3 separate regions of the Homo sapiens genome follow, and regions 1 and 3 are each linked to region 2. A link is an interaction called in ENCODE POLR2A ChIA-PET data of the cell type or tissue named here. Cell type or tissue: MCF 10A. All regions are shown on one strand.

Region 1 (2,500 bases), 290 kb after region 2:
GCGACAGAGCGAGACTCCGTCTCAAAAAAAAAAAAAAAAAAAAAAAAAAAAAAAAAAAAAAAGAAACTGGTTCTGGGAAAACCAGCCATAACTTAGGGGTTCTTCTTTCACCCAATCCCATTGGAATTCTGCTTTGCTATAGAAACATGCTCAAACCAAGGCAAGCAGCACACATTACATGAACAAACAACACAACAATGAAAAGCAGATCCTTGAGACCCTCCCAAGAAGACCAAGAGCTCTCTCTTTAAAACTTTGTAAAATACCTAGGTTCTCTAGTCTTCCTGTGTGTTATTTCCTAACCAATTGCACTATCAATTCAAAAATGGAACAAAGGATATTCTATGTATCAGAACCTTTTTTCCTATACATTAAGAAGAACTTTTCCCACATGAATAGGTAATCACAATCTTAAGCCAGAGGATGAAACCTATGAATTCCTTGTATCATATATATTTTAACAAGAAACATAAATATCTATGACCTACCTATAGCCAATTTATATCTTGCCCAGGTTGTTTTGTTTTCTAAACTTATCCCTCATATGGCTTAATAATGAAGGCCATAAATGTGCCTCCTTCCTATCTCACCCCTATGGCTTGACATGTATTATAAAATGAACTTCCTATATAAAATAATATTTACTGAATGAAAGGAAAGTATTACATACAACTTTTATTATTATATTATTAAGCTTATTTTTTGCACATCATGGCTAGGTCATCTTAAAATAGTTTGGCTCTGTCTCTTTTCCCATTTTCATACCTATGTGTAATCACACATGAAATCCCATATGTGGATTCGTGGTATTCCAAATGTTCCCTTCTTTATATTTCCAATTTATCATGCACTTAAAATATTTTCATTGTTTCACTGCCACGTTGGAGCTTTTGTCTCCATATGAGGATATGTTTTGTGAATCTGGAAATATACATTTTTAAAACCAGAGAAACCCTGGAGTTTCATTTACTTTCACATGTCTCCTATTTTCATTGTTAGTCTACATACCATTATTTGTGTTCAAGATTAGTTCTAGTGGTTGCTAATTTTACTTTTAATACTTGAAGCAATGTAATGTGATTTACAGGGAAGGTATACACTGAGGGAAAGTCGGTTAAGCAGTTCCGGGTAGGCTTAACTTCCCTAGCTTCCTTTCATATTTACTAATACCCGTATCTTATCAAACACGCTCCTGAGTAAATGGCTGGACTGAGGTTTTACTAAGTTTCTGGGCAAGAATCCATGTCAAATGAAGTGCTGCATTCCTTTGTGATGGATTTCTGCATGCACCGCTAGTGAAATCCTGAAAAGGCCAGTTGAACGGATGGACCACATTCTTTATGTTCAAGGTGAAGGCTGCCTGGGTTCATCACACACGGTGGAACTCTTGATTTGGTTTGAACTTGCTTTTGAGCCAAATACTAGTCCCACACACCTACAAGAAAGACAAACACTACCAAGGGATTTATTTTCCACAAGAAGCTGTGCATTACCAGCCAAAGAAAACAAACACCAAGAAAAAGAAGGCTCTCCTGATGCAATTAGAATTTACTCAACATTCTGTTTCTCCCTCTCTTAGAGAACAATGAAAAACAGTTCGGTGGTTAAAGTTCAGTCTATGACTAAAAGGATTTTCTGTGGAATTTCTTGACTTCTCTTTCAGCACACTTTAGAACAATAAGGTAAAACTCCTTATTTGCCTGAAATGAAAAGAGTTCCTGCATGAGGTCAATAATCCTTCTGTTACTCGTTTTCTTTACATCCTTCCCAAGAGCCTAAGAGTAAAAAAATCTACACTGTCTTTGGTACTGAATTTTTAAAAAAACATTAATTTGAAATAGCCCCAAATCTTTTGTAATATCTGTCATAATTTGTTATTCATTTATTTGTTAGTGTATTTAATTATAGTACTATTTATTAGAAAAGCAAATTTAGTCTGAAATAAAATTCATTACTATTTTACACTGAATTAGAATTGGAGTTGTTTGGTTGTCCTGGGTATAGACTTCAGGATGTCTTAGGTTATGCAGTATACAACTCCAGTGCAATTTCTGTAGATGATAATGTGAATAGTTTTCTCTGAAATTATGTAACTACCATAGCACTGCAGAAAGTAAATAACATAGCAGAAATGTCACTTTCATTAAACCAATAAGTGAAAAAAAGAAAGTTTAGATTCAATATAGATGTATCATGGTATCACTTCCCTCCCCTCAGAATAAAAGGCTTATTTCATTCATTTCAATGTGTTATTTTCAATTTAGAACTCTACTGAACTAAAGATAATTTGAGTCTCTAATCAATTTTTGTAAGATAATATATAAATTTCTTTTATAAACCCACTAATGCAAAGAACAAAATGTGCTATTTTGGATGATGGTTGTTCTTATAAAATATTTTGTTGCGTTACAGACAAGTTATTTAGAAACTTGTGGATTAAATTTTTTCTTCAAATACACAAGAGTTTAAAAAATAGAAATGTAAATACTTGCTAAAATGC
Region 2 (2,500 bases):
TTCAAGAGTTCTTTCTTGTTTTAATTGGATATATTCTTTTTCTTTTCTTTTTGTAAGTCCTATAATACAGTAAAGACATCAAATAGAACCCTTTTAGAGTTATGTGGAAAACTTTTATATATAAATATTTTATTTGGACAGTTTTCACATAAAAATAGACATATGAAAATTTAAAAAAGAAAAGGTCCTGATGAGGAGGCTCCTATCAGAAAGTGACATTTACCTAAACCCTCTTATATAACAACAACAACAACAACAACAACAAACTAAAGGTAAATACACCTGAAAGATACAAAAGAGGATGCCATGAGATACACCTGAATCTCTGAGGAAACACGTTCTCTCTCTTTCATTAGGTAAATTGCTTTGAATGACTTCTTTCATGTTTTACTGTTATATACCTTTATATTTTATCTCTCAAGCATTTGTTAATACGCCACAAGCTATCCTATATGTGCTTTTTTTATACTTAGCAATGAACACAAAATGCATTCATTAACAAATAATTATACCAAATCAACAGCCTCCTTCTAAAATTAAAGGAAAGGGGTCTGAAAATGTTGCTTGTGACTAAGCAGGTTACGTCACACATGGAATTTAGATTCTGTTCCAAATCTGAGGACAGAAGCACACACCTTAGCAGGACCCCTTATTCCAATCACAAAAAGCAGAACCAGTCCCAGGAGTGTCTGTGTTTGAACTGTGCTTGATCTGGGATACTTTCAAACTGAATCAGAGGTAACTCATCTGAATTATCAAACAAAACTAATTATATAATCATAATCTCCTAAGATAAAAGTATGGGTTTTCCCTTAATACATGAACTTTTAAGATCAGGCCTCTTACTTCCCCAGTTGGATTTTTGCATACTCAGACATAAGGTCACCACCCTGTCTTTGGAATGACATTTTGTGTTTTTGTCCTATGACTCACCCATGCTTCTTGCTGTTCCTTCCATTCTGGACACAAATGAAGGCTCACAATTTGCCCTAAGGCATGTTTCAAAAGCAGCTTTACAGTGATTCACTGCCCTTTGGTCCTTCAGAGTATCAAAGCACATCTTTAAATCATGAGCAAAAAAAATGAGCACATCTTTAAATCATGAGACTTCAACAAAATGCAGTCATACCATTAATTAACTCATAATTCACAAGAATCATTGCTCAACTTTCATTTTTACTTAGCAGTCATTACTTCCCACAAGAAATGTTTTTAAGAGTCTGAACTAAGAGTGAGGCACTGTGATAAATCCAAGAGGTCGTTTCCTAACATCTAGGGTTTAAGTCACTGTCATGGCCACTTTATGAGCAGAAATTCCATTTTGGCAAAAATACTTGTTAACATGGTACATTTTCTTTGAATTGCATTAGTTTTGAATTTTAATTCTAATCTATTAATAAGCTCATTTTCATTTTATTGTTATAAAAAAAGTGAAAGCCCAAGAAATTTACCCGATTTTATATGCAGACAGATGTAAATGAAATCTCATACAATCAACTTGTTTCTCCTAAAAGATGTGAAATATTTAAGACATAACTATCCATCTGAATTTCCACATTTTATAGGTAATCTCAAAATTGAGATTAGTCCAAAATCATGAGTCTCTTAGTGAAAGCATCAAGAACAAGTTTCTTGACTCTAACATAGAGGACTTTTAACTACATTGTCTCTTCCTAACCGCTACAAAAATGTGAGACCCTCATAACTAACTTATCAAACATTAGATACTCTGTAAATATATCCGATTTTTTTAAAAGACTCCTATGATTCAAAAGGATGAATAAATTAATGAAACTTTTTACAGACTTCTGTATTGACAATTCTGTAGTGAAGATAAGTAGCAAATATTTTCCATCAGTCTAAACAGAAGAGGCAAGCAGAGGGAAACTTCAGCTTTTGAGGGAAAGTGTTGATGCGAGAATGTAAGCAGTTCACTCTCATACAAACAACGGCTTTGTCTGCCATGGAAGCTAGTGCAAGGTAACCAAGATGTAAACTCTAAACACATGTTCAGCAGAAATAGTAAAGTGACTGTTTCTTTGTAGAAGAATTTCTTTATGTGTTTATTACTGCTTTGATGTACACCATAAATTTCTGCTTAAAGGTCACAAGATTGTGATAACAAATCAAAAACCAGGTTGTGATAATATGTTGACGGTGTAGGAACACTGTGTAAAGAACTGGAGAATAATAAACATTAAGGCCAGTACCGGCATTTTAAAAATACAGATTAGATGCTCTTAAAAAATCTTCTAAAAATATTTGGTTCCCACAAAGTACAAGCAAAATATTTTACTGTTGAGTAGAATTCATTCTTTTTATGAAATCCTTGTACTTGAAAGCTTTCATAAGATTATCGTTTTGTGATGACATTTCTCTTTAGAATGAGACAAGAAAGACAATTCTTATAATTAAACGTGTTAACTGGTTTAATAGTTTTGCAACTCAGGATTTTTCCCAATATATTGTTTCTGAAGCAGAGTATCACCTGATGTCTGAA
Region 3 (2,500 bases), 83 kb before region 2:
GGGAGGCTGAGGCAGGAGAACGGCATGAACCCCAGAGGCGGAGCTTGCAGTGAGCCGAGATCGCACCACTGCACTCCAGCCTGGGCAACAGAGCGAGACTCCATCTCAAAAAAAAAAAAAAAAAAGACAGAAAAAGAACATTGGTTCAGTGTTTTGTCAGGTCCTAAATAGTCATCACTTTACTTCAGAAGTAAAAAGTATTTTTACTGAAATGCGTAATTGTTTCCAGCTTTCCTAAGGTATAATTGGTATACAAAAAAATACTGTACACAATTAATTAATGTATACAATGTCGTAAGTTCAGACATATGTATACACTTGTGTTACTGTCACTACAATCCAGGTGATAAACATTTATTACCTCTGATAACAGCAACCAAAAAAATGCCAAAAGTTTTATTTGCTCACAAGTGCTCAAATTATTTTATTGAAAAAATCACGTATTTTTTCCTACATTATAATTCATTATTTTGATTTGTTTGATAAAAATATCATGCAATCATTACAAATACTCTCTACAAAAGTATTTGGAAAGCATTAGTTTAGCTCCAATATATTTTGGTAATCAGGCAAAAGTAAATAAAATGGAAGGATTACATCCCAAATGACATGTAAAATTAAAAGTTGCAGAGAAGAATGCTTTTATAATAATTACTGTTACTCCATGAAGTTTATTGTTTAACTCATAAAATGTAACTGTTGAATAATTACCTTGATGTTGTAAAAATGCCATACACTAGTGTTGTCCTCGGGTTATCAGTTTCCAGCAGAAACACATCCTCTATAAAAAGGAAAATATTCTTTTAAAGTTTCTAAATATTAACTTCTTTGTTTTGAAAAATTTACCCTAAGAAAATAATTTCAACTCTGAAAAGTACTCTGCAAAAAGATATTCCTGTACCATTATGGTAATTTGGAAACAAATAATGATAGAAACACTAAATTAAATTAAATTAATACAGATACTAATGGAATTTATGAAAATTTTGTATCCTTGTGAAAACCATGCTAGTAAAATAATATTATGGGGAAAAAGTACAATGATATATTACATAATATGGACTAGAACCATATTAACCTTAAAAATATCCATCAGAATATAAGAATAAGATTAACAGTGAGTGTTACAAGAGGCAAAGCTGTAGAAATATTCTGGTGCTTCTTTCTAAATATCCTTTAATGTTAATATATTACTGTTTTAATTAAAAAAATTACAAATCTCAATTTCTTTTTGATCTAATCTTAGGAGCTGGAAGATGGAATAAAACTTTTTCACGGTAACTCATCTTACCATCAAATAGAACTTTTTGTGGCATATGGTCAAAATTGCTAGTGATACTTTTATTTAATGATAGCTCCTCTAACAAAAAGATGTTTAAAGTGTAGTAAGGCAAAAACAAAAGTATGCACAGTGAAGTGATAAATAACAGAATATGAAAGTAGATTTCTGATAGAAAACTCCAATTAATAATCAATTGCCATGATTATATGAAAGGCCCAGACATAGTGACAATCTTGCTAACAGAATTATTACTGAGAAACACAAAGAAATATGTATTTATTTTAAATTAAAAATGAATTTAAATGACCTCATAAGCAATAAATTTATAACCACTCAAACAACAAATTAACAATCACTAGTCCTTCCATATGTGAATAAAGGCTGACAATGTCTAGCTCTCCCTAAAAAAAAAAGAAAGACTGAAACATAAAATATATTCCCAAACATTCAGGGGAGTAGAATGAGCAAGTAGCCTGTTTCACAAAATGATACTTAGAACTTTTCTCTAGAAAAGCTTATCTAGAAACTTTTGTTCCATAATCAACATAATGGTTTTTGATCAGAAGAACGATATAGTTCATTACTATTAGAATCAGTAAATTTTTTCCACATGGTAACACAGATTTATAACTTATCACCTGTCTCAAAATCTGAGAATGACCATTATTTTACCTTCTAATGAATTAAGGTGAAAGAAAAGTCATTTACAAATGACATTTAGTAAATATGATGTGCCCTGGGATATTCAGATTAAAAAAATAAAAAAACTGTTCCTTGGCAGAGGGAATCAGACTGTCAGTCCTTATTCGACCTGGAAAGTGTAAGCCTCCTCATGTCACATTGAGAATATCTAATCTCAGAGTCACCAAGCAGAACTAAGAAGGGAACACAAGTCTCCAAATTTCTACTCTGACACTTTTTTCCATCCAAACTCTATCCTGTCCATTAGCTACAATAGTAAAAATATATAGCTGTATTTTCACACAAAATCAGAATATTAGATATTCTAATATACATGAAATAAATATTCATTTATAAAAACACAAACATATCATTACCTATACACACATTATACAAGTTACACCCCCAAACACACACATTCATTCATATATTATGGTGAATTCAATGAGCTAAATGTTTCAGCAGTGCACTCATGGGCGTAACAGATTACAAAATACTTAAGAAAATTTATGAACAGTATCTAGATAATTATTTTAA

What was found. Peaks named below come from ENCODE experiments on the same cell type or tissue, not always from the same donor. Only the 100,000 strongest peaks of a DNase experiment are listed, where the experiment ranks them.
Region 1: POLR2A ChIA-PET joins it to region 2 with 6 read pairs; 2 of 35 experiments call an interaction of 5 or more read pairs at or near these places.
Region 3: POLR2A ChIA-PET joins it to region 2 with 5 read pairs; 3 of 35 experiments call an interaction of 5 or more read pairs at or near these places.

The regions. Positions count from the first base shown.
Region 1 is chr7:81,172,650-81,175,149 of GRCh38, forward strand. No RefSeq gene overlaps it. Among named protein-coding and RNA genes, the nearest start is that of SEMA3C, 250 kb to the left of the region's middle. In MCF 10A, no CTCF peak of the experiment used is centred here; a DNase peak (open chromatin) is centred at 1,442.
Region 2 is chr7:80,882,706-80,885,205 of GRCh38, forward strand. The region is part of intron 2 of SEMA3C (semaphorin 3C); the gene reads right to left. Among named protein-coding and RNA genes, the nearest start is that of SEMA3C, 35 kb to the right of the region's middle. RefSeq lists an enhancer at 592-1,791. In MCF 10A, no CTCF peak of the experiment used is centred here; a DNase peak (open chromatin) is centred at 986.
Region 3 is chr7:80,800,046-80,802,545 of GRCh38, forward strand. It overlaps SEMA3C (semaphorin 3C), which reads right to left. Exons shown (of 18, transcript NM_006379.5): 10 at 712-781. Among named protein-coding and RNA genes, the nearest start is that of SEMA3C, 120 kb to the right of the region's middle. In MCF 10A, no CTCF peak of the experiment used is centred here; no DNase peak of the experiment used is centred here.